2 separate regions of the Mus musculus genome follow, and region 1 is linked to region 2. A link is a loop called in an ENCODE intact Hi-C map of the cell type or tissue named here. Cell type or tissue: heart. All regions are shown on one strand. Each heading gives the region's core, and the rest is flanking DNA. Links, peaks and the distances in the headings are about the cores only.

What was found. Hi-C counts contacts between places; a loop is a spot of excess contacts. Peaks named below come from ENCODE experiments on the same cell type or tissue, not always from the same donor. Only the 100,000 strongest peaks of a DNase experiment are listed, where the experiment ranks them.
Region 1: a loop joins it to region 2, with 5 times the contacts of the local background. A loop is called at or near these places in 2 of 42 quality-filtered maps.

What each region holds. Positions count from the first base shown.
Region 1 is chr3:83,838,818-83,843,212 of GRCm38, forward strand. Tlr2 (toll-like receptor 2) reads right to left here and starts at 2,791. Exons shown (of 3, transcript NM_011905.3): 1 at 2,703-2,791; 2 at 2,072-2,319. In heart, for the core only: a CTCF peak has its summit at 2,582; DNase peaks (open chromatin) are centred at 824 and 2,704; H3K4me3 peaks cover 1,322 bases; H3K27ac peaks cover 888 bases.
Region 2 is chr3:84,121,495-84,125,889 of GRCm38, forward strand. The region is part of intron 4 of Mnd1 (meiotic nuclear divisions 1); the gene reads right to left. Among named protein-coding and RNA genes, the nearest start is that of Mnd1, 32 kb to the right of the region's middle. In heart, for the core only: a CTCF peak has its summit at 2,161 (motif pointing left); no DNase peak of the experiment used is centred there.

The DNA of each region.
Region 1 (4,395 bases), core at 274-4,273, 280 kb before region 2:
AGTGTATCTGAGGACATATCATTATTATCACGCTTATTCACATTCTCTCTGTCTCTCTGTCTTTCTGTCTCTCTCCCTCATGCAAGGAATAAGTTACAGGCAAACACAATACATGAATGAAAATTAAAAATTAATTTTGTTATATACAGTAGCAATAGCAGATGAAGAAACGTAAAAACAATCATCTGAGAGGCAAAAACAACAACAACAACACAGGACTCAATAAATGTGGGTTGAACATAAACAGATGAATGAGAATGAACAAGTCAGTAGTTAAAGAAATGAACTAGATGTGGCCTATGGCTCTCTAGTGGCGGGCTCCTATCTTTAACGCTCACCAAGGATGTCTCTTACTCAACTCATTGCTCCCTTGGTCCGTGATCTCTCACTGGGCACGGAAACAGCCTACTCACTCTGCCTTGCTCCTACTACTACCAGACAAAAGGAATGTCTAGAGCCCTAGGCAGAGAGGCGTCAATAGTCTGCCAAATTGAGGGAGACATTCAGGCCCCCAGAACCTTCTCATTCTGCTGAGTTAAGTTCTCGGAAAGCTGTGTCCAATCCCAGATTGGCTACTTAGATGAATGAAAAGGAAATAAGGTAGTTTGCCTCACTTCCCCAGTATGCTTTCCTGGGAGAATCCAAGGCTCGTCTCCCAGGGCACCTTCTGGGCCCTATACCCTGTAGCTGTTCCATGCAACCACACGTGCTGTGGTCATATTTGCTCAGTGAAATAACGCAACAATTTCCCAAAATATGTTTTATGCTTCTGTAATGGTTGGGGGATGGCATACGTGCGCTACTACCCAAATGTGGAAGTTAGAGGACAATTTGAGGAAGCCAGTTCTCTCTTTCCACCATGTGGTTCTGGGGATTGAGCTCGGGTCATCAGGCCTGGTGGCAAGTGCCACTGTATGGTATAGGTATGAGTGTGTGAGTGTTTTGCCTGAATGTGCACATGTGGACCAAATGAAGACATGAGAGCCCCTATAACCATGTGGGTGTTGGGAACTGAGCCCAGGTCCTCTGAGAGATCAGCAAGTACTCCTTACTGCAGATCCACCTCTCCACCTCCCTCCCACAGCTTCTCTTGATAGCTGGTTGTACATTTTCCCCTTTAGTGCCCCTAAGGAATCTATCTCAGACACAGCAGGCGATGGGCCTGGGATGCAGCTTGTCTGTAGCACTTTGCTAGTATGCCATTGTGTTTGACCCCCAGGACTGAATAAACAGGGCACAGTTGTGGACACCTAGACTCAGGCAGGCGGAGGCAGGAAGTCAGTAGTTCAAAGACATCCACAATCACACGATGAGTTGCGGTCTCAGCATAAGGCCTGAGACCATCTCAAAAAAGCTAAGCCAGCCTATGATTGTAGGTTGTAGATGTTAATTCTTTCCTGACGCTACTAACTTGATCATTTAAGTGAAGTACCTTCTATTCAATATAATTAATATGTGGAGGCTTCCAATCGTTGCATTATGAACGTTCTGAATTGTTTCCCTATGTTAAGTGTTCTCCCTTAAGCTTCACTTCTTTAAATGGGAGGGTGATTTTTCATTGGGCACTTATCCCGTTAAATGTTAACTTATAAATTTAGAACAAACAAACAAACAAAAACTTGGTAGCTTAGAAACTTCCAAAACATACTGTCAATGCCTGGCAGTTTTTGTATTCACTAATTAAAGGTTTAAGGTGCAAGTGTTCTTTGCTTAGAACAGAAAAACAAAACAAAACAAAACAAAAACAAAACAAACAAAAAAACAAAAAAACAACAAAAAACTTCGAGTGTAGTGAAATAAGATATTTTCCAGTACTCATAATATTTCCCTTTTGGGGAGGAAAAGGGTCTCTCCGTCTGAGTCCAGCCACCTTACCTACCATTTGCTCTTTGCTGAAGAACTTTCTGTCAGATCAAAAGCCTCCAGGCAATCTGAGCGTTTTACACCCGAAATAATATTTCTCCTTTTTGAAACTAGAAAAGCCTTTTCCTGACATCTAAGATGTAAACACAAGGTTCTCGTTTATAGGACTGAAGAAGTCATAAGATACTTATTAAAAGACTCCACTCACGCTTTGTCTGAGGTTTCGGTAAGTTGTTTTCTGACCGGTGATGCAATTCGGATGCTCCAGAGATGAACGAAAAGCAGAGAAGTGAAGCCCCTACACTCAGAAACAAGATCCTGGTCAGAAGGAAACAGTCCGCACCTCCTTGAACGACATCTTTTCCACTTCTAGGTCGCAGAGACTGCCGTCCAACCTTCACCATCAGAAACTATGATTGCGGACACATCTCCTGCCAGTGACCGCCTGCCCGGAGCCTGGGGACAAGAGAGGGGTGGACTGGATGTAAGTTGGGACAGCGTCACCGTTCACCCTAGCTTCCCAGGGTTCAGAGACACTACAGACACTCCCTTCTGTGACCCCAGGGCCAGAAAGGCTGTAAAGACGCAGATCACACAGCCGCGGGCTCTGGGACAGTGGCTGCAGCTCTCCGGTGGCCCCCTCTTCCCTGGGTGTCCCTCTTCCTGCAGGGATCACAGCAGGAAACAAACATCTGGCCCCAAAGCTGATCCGCCCGGCTGGGGGCGCAGGTGCTTCACTTTGGAAACCAGGTCCCCGCACAGCACAGCGGCCGCCCCGGTCGATTCGACCCTGTCCGGGGAGGGGTGCAGCAACCCGGCAGCAGGACCGATCCACCTACCTAGGAGTCCTCCAGCCGCCGCTCCCCGTGCCCACTAGCCATCTGGGCACCAGCCTAGGAAGACTGAAGACCTGGAAGTGAGGGAAGGGGATGTCCCCAGGTCAGGGCCCCGAACTTCCCGGTCGCCAGCACCGCCCCCGGTGCGGCAAGCGCCGCCCACAGGGGTCTGCAAGGGGAACGGAGCCTGGCATCAGAGCTGGCAGGAGCCACAGGGCAGGCAAAACAGAACTGAAAGTCCAGAGGCTCCGTGTGGGAATTCCCCAGGTGTCCTAAAGAGAAAGCTGCCTCCCAGCTCGCCTTTTGGCTGAGTTGAGCTGCTGCAAGGATTCTGGAAGGAAGAGGATATTCTGAAGAGACGCACTCTCTTTGGTTATTGGAATGCTCCAGCTAGGAAACGTTAAAAAATTACAGCCCTGTGCCAGTCACAGGGAGTTTTTATCAGTTCACCATGAGGAAAACACTGGAGGCCTGGACAATGATGGCTGAATGACTCGGGGGGATAGCACACCTTGACCAAAACTGCCTACTTATGGATTCTTTCTGTATTATCTAAATCTAAACCTGTGGTGACAGGATGCTGAACTTAGGATGGGGGCGTCGTACACCCTCATTATTTAGTTGTCTTCCTGATGTGGCTACACTGAATAGCTACTTTTCTGCTGTCTACTGATAATCATTTAAATACCCTATCGAGGCCCAAAAGGATAGGCTAGACAGCCAGGGCTGCCAAGACCCAGGTCCTAACTCTAACTACTCTAATCTCAGAATCTCACTTCTCCCTCAAACACATCTTTTGAACTCTTTTGCTATCTCTCCATCCTCAGAGGTTGCAACTTGGGCTCAGGAATATTTTCTCTTTCTCCTCCTTTTCAACACTTTGTCCCCCTGCCCTTATGTCTCTGGGATCCATTTCTGCTCAGCATCTGATAACAGAGTCTACCAGCCTCCATGCAGACCTGAATGGCAGCATTGTGCTTGGGATATGAATGGATAAGGATGGCACAGATATGTTTCTCTTTCCTTGGCCCCCAGAACAGCCCCCCTTCTAAGCATGGGGAAGATTCGGGGCCCCCACTTCTATCTATGGCTTTGAAGCTAAGTACTTCCCTTTCTCTATCCCATAGCTGCATCGCAGAGTGATTCTGAAAACAGCGTAGATTGGTTTGCTTCATGGTGGAGATGTGGCTCCATATTCCAGTTGTAAGGGGAAACCCCCTACTTTAAAACAAGTTAATCACCTGCCTCGGGTGCCTGTGATCCCATTTGACCTCGGCAAGGCGAGATTGGATGCAGAGCAAGCAACCTTACCCCCATTTTCACAAGAAAATGTCCTGTGAATCAGAAATAGCAGCTGAGATTTGAAGTCAGAATTTTTCCCTTAAACCCAGGGGGTCTCTTCCCCTCAGCTCCACATCCCTTGTCCTTATAGGTTGTCAACCTTCCTAACCCTGCAACCCTTCAGTACGGTTCCTCATGTTGTGATGACTCCCAACCATAAAATTATTTTTGTTGGTACTTTATAATTGTAATTTTCCTACTGTTAAGAATAGTAATGAAAATATATATGCAACCACCATGGGGTCTCAACCCACGGGTTGAGAACCACTGCCCTATAGAGAAGTTCTCTCTCTCTCTCTCTCTCTCTCTCTCTCTCTCTCTCTCTCTCTCTCTCTGAAAGCTACATTCCTTAAAC
Region 2 (4,395 bases), core at 246-4,245:
TCTACTCCTCTAGGGTGAATTTGCTTCTTTTTGTTCTAGAGCTTTCAGGTGTGCTGTCAAGTTGTTAGTGTAAGCTCTCTTCAGTTTCTTTTTGGAGGCACTTAGAGCGATGAGTTTTCCTCTTACCACTGCTTTGTGTCCTATAAGTTTGGGTATGATGTGTCTTCATTTTCATTAAATTCTAAAAAGCCTTTAATTTCTTTCTTTACTTCTTCCTTGACCAAGTTATTATTGAGCAGAGGGATTTTCAGCTTCCATGTGTATGTGTGCTTTCCGTTGTTTTTGTTGGTATTTAAGACCAGCCTTAGCCCATGGTGATCTGACAGGGTGCATGGGATTATTTCAATCTTCTTGTATCTGTTGAGGCCTGTTTTATGACCAATTATATGGTCAATTTTGGAGAACGTACCATGAGGTTCTGAGAAGAAGGTATATTCTTTTGCTTTAGGAGGAAATGTTCTATAAACATCTGTTAGATCCATTTGTTCAAAACTTCTGTTAGTTTCACGGTGTCTCTGTTTAGTTTCTGTTTCTGTTAGGCCCTGGTGTGACCAAGCTCCTGGGATCCTAGGAACCTGTGATCCTGTGGTCCTGGGTGTGTTAGAGCCCCTGGGAGTGGAGCTTCTTCTGGGTGTTCTGGGACTGACTGTGTGAGTTAGCGCCCAAGTTCTGCTCAGGGCATCTCTGATCCTATGACCCTGGGTATGTTAGAGAGTCTGGGAGTGGCTTATTTTACTTAGAATGTCTCAAGGATCATCTATGCTGTAGCACTTACCACCTTCCACCTGGAGACAGGGCCTCTTTGTTTACTTCTGCATCTGCTGGGCAGATGTCCAGGAGCTTCCAGGGACAGCCTCTGCCTATCAGTGCTGTGGGTATTTGGGGATCACAGTTATGTGCTATCTCATCCAGTTTTTCATGTGTTCTGGAGATTTGAACTCAGGTCCTTATGAATAGATGGCAAGTGCCTTATACCCTGAGCCACCCAACCCCTTGGACTGATTTCAGTTATTGATATTTAATAAATCTTCACATTTTTATGAATCAAGTTTTTTCCTTGTAGTGCTGAGAATTGAACCTAGACCCTTAAGTATGCTAAATATGCAATCTAAAGCTAGCTATACCCTCAACCCATACGTGTTTTTCATTGTTAAATACTTATGTATTATGTATTGCTCATGCTGTCTGTGAGTGGTCATGCACATCGCAGGTGTGTACAGAGATCTGCTGATAATTCTGTGGAGACAGTGTTCACATCCAACCCTCACATGCGTTCCATTTAGGCTTCTCCACACAGCCTTACTCTCTTGTCTATTCCTAGCAACACCAATGTTCAACTACAGCAACATTGTATTTGTTCAGTTTTCTGACAGGCACAAATCTTACTTACTAAGAAAGAAAAGCTTAGTGATGATACTGCAAGCAGCGACAGGCCACTGTCAATTGCTGGTATCTCCACTCAACTATATTTTTAGTCCTTTATTGGTTTCCTTATTACATGAACTAAAAATTATTGATAAAAATCAAGCGGCTATTGGTCATCATCAATTAGCTAGACAGACACAAACTGACGTTTTTACAATGGGCATCCTCAAAGTGTATGCTGCCCCATTGTCCTAGGAAGTGTGTTGTACTTTTCTTCATTTGTTTGTTAAGATTTAAATTTGGTTTGGGTGCTACTAGATGACAGGCAATGATGCCAGTGAGACTACCACTGAAGTATCTTGAAGTGTTAAAGGTTAGTCAACATGTAAATGTATAGCCTTGAAAATATGAAAATCAGCAAATTTCAAAGTTGAGACTGTTTTATATCTAGTCTAAAATTAAGTTGGTTAGAAAAAAATTATAATGTAGGCAAGTCATGGTTATAAATCAATATAAATACTAGGGAACTGATAGACTCTGTATCTGAATGTGATCAAGTGAAATCATTAAGTCTGAACCATGCATGCCCTGAGTCAAAAGCTCACTTTAAACACAAATGCAGCTGACAGGGTTAATTTTTATGAAATGGCTATAAAATACAGAGCAGCTGGAGTTGCTACTAGAATGTAAATACTAAAATTTATAAAATACTGATGGCCTTTTGGGGCAAATATTGCAAACAAACTGAAATGAGGGTTTTTAATGGCATGCATGGTTTTTGACACTCTGCCACCACCTGGTGGCAGGGCATTAAGGTCTGGCTATTGTGGACTGGGTCTTTTCCAGACTGGTTGATTTATATTTGTCTAGAATGATGCTCACAAGCCTGTATCTCCTGGGAAACACAGAATAGTGTTTGGAGCAGGGACTATGGAATTCGATAACTAGTACAGGGTCACCCTTTTCAACCACACCATGAAGCTCCGACGGCAAAGAAGAGTAATTTCTAGGGAAGTCTGGAAGCCTAGCCTGAAGAGCAAAGCACACAAGAGCAAAGCAAATGGTAAACTTTTTTTTCTAAATCTCTGACAACTTAAAACTAGCATCAAATGCATGCATTTCAACAGCTTTAACCATTGACTGTTTTTCAATTATTTCAAATTGTTTATCAATAAAATACATGCATATTTCCTTCTCCCATCTCTAATATTCCAGTCACCCTATCTCTGCAAACAGTATTTAACTCTTTGGTATCTGACACAACAAGAGATAGAAATAATATTCAACTTAAAAGCACATCTTCATTTGAGGTGGAGGGACAGAGGCTTGCTGCATTGTCCAGGGTGGCCTCTAAATACCCTCCTACCTCAGCCTTCCGAGCAGCTAGGATGCCCGGCTTAAAAGGCTTTAAATACATATGGATGTTATTTGGCAGAATCTCTTAGTTGCTCCTACAAAGCCTTTCACTATTAACAGAGCTCCAATTTCTGTTCAGTCTAGAGTGGTAATGTGCTCTGAAAGAACAGGATGCTCCCAGAACAATCTTTCAGTATAAGCCTGTCAACTCAGACTCTGCCAATGAGACCGAAACAGACGCCTGCCTGGGCAAAGGGGCATGCTGACATTTTCCTCTTATATAAAAGATTCGGGGGGGGGGGGGTGGAGTGGGGATGAACAGGGAGGAAGAGGAAGAGAGGGAGAGACAGAGACAAAGAGAGGGGTGGGGTGGGAGGGGATGGGAAGTCTATTTTCTGGGCACTGTTGAGAGAGGACTTAGGAGTCTCAGTAAGTACTTAGAACCAAACAGGGAAAGTCAAATGTCAAAGGCAGTCTAGATAAAGTGTAGTGCAATTAGCCACCCTTGAGAAGGCTACCTCTAGATTCTTACCTCTGATAATGAATCCCTATTATGGAAGCCAATTTGAATTCCTTTTCTCCCATTTGTTTACTCATACATAAGAATGTCAGCAATAGAGCAAGAGAGGAGAGGGAGACATCTCAGACATTAAGATGCTGTACTGCTCTTCCTCAAGACCCAAGCTGCCTATAACTCCAGCTCCAGGAGACCTGACCCAATCACACCCATATACAAAGAATTAAAAGTAAAAATGCTATATGCTTTAAGAATGTTAATAGTATTTGGTTTTAAGTGAGTTATATACAAATTTATTTTGGAAAAATGCCAATGTGACTATTTTTAAAATATCAGGGCAATGTGAACTTCTGTAGCTTGGAAAATTCTTGCTTGCCAATGTCTCTCAGAGACAGATCTGAAGTAAGCTAACTGGGTAGAAAAAAATAGATGCATAACCTGTAAGACAGACACTACAAATATACTAACCAAGTTGTCTGTTTCTAAGTGCCTGGTGAGAGGGTTCTTAAGGCTAAGGAATGTCAGCTGGGCTCTTCAGAGACTCCATGCAGGTGTATTTAACCAGGAAAAAAGAACCTGTTGACACCAGCAGAGGTCTACACAAGCTGCAATGCAATTTGCAAGCTGAGATTATCTCAGGCAACCAGAATGAATTCAAACTTGAGAGGGCACTCTGTGGCAGTGCATACAGTCTTAATTTGCTGAAGTGACACCATAAACTTGGACAGAATTTACTAAAGTGTGTTTCATGGAACACTAATAGCTCAAGGAAACTGGATAAGGAAGACTTGCATATTTAAAGGCTCCAAGAATTCAAACTAGCTACTTGTGTGAACCCAGGGTTCCAAATTCTTTTGATTACAGAACCTCCTTTTCAGTAACACATTGCATCTGTTACTCAGAATCCTGTCAAGTATAATTCAGGCAAAATGGTAGAAAAATGAAATGATGAAGTTAAAAATACACACTTAATTGTTCCCACATAACATTCATTCCCAAAGCTAAGTTTTTTTTTTTTTTTTTTTTTAAAGTCAATATTACACCAGTGTTCCAATAATCCTGACTGTTTGGTGGAAATCATTTTCACTGCCATATGTTATCAGGCAGAAGGAAAGGGACTGTAGGGCAGGGCAAGACTCTTAGGCCAAGTGCTCAGC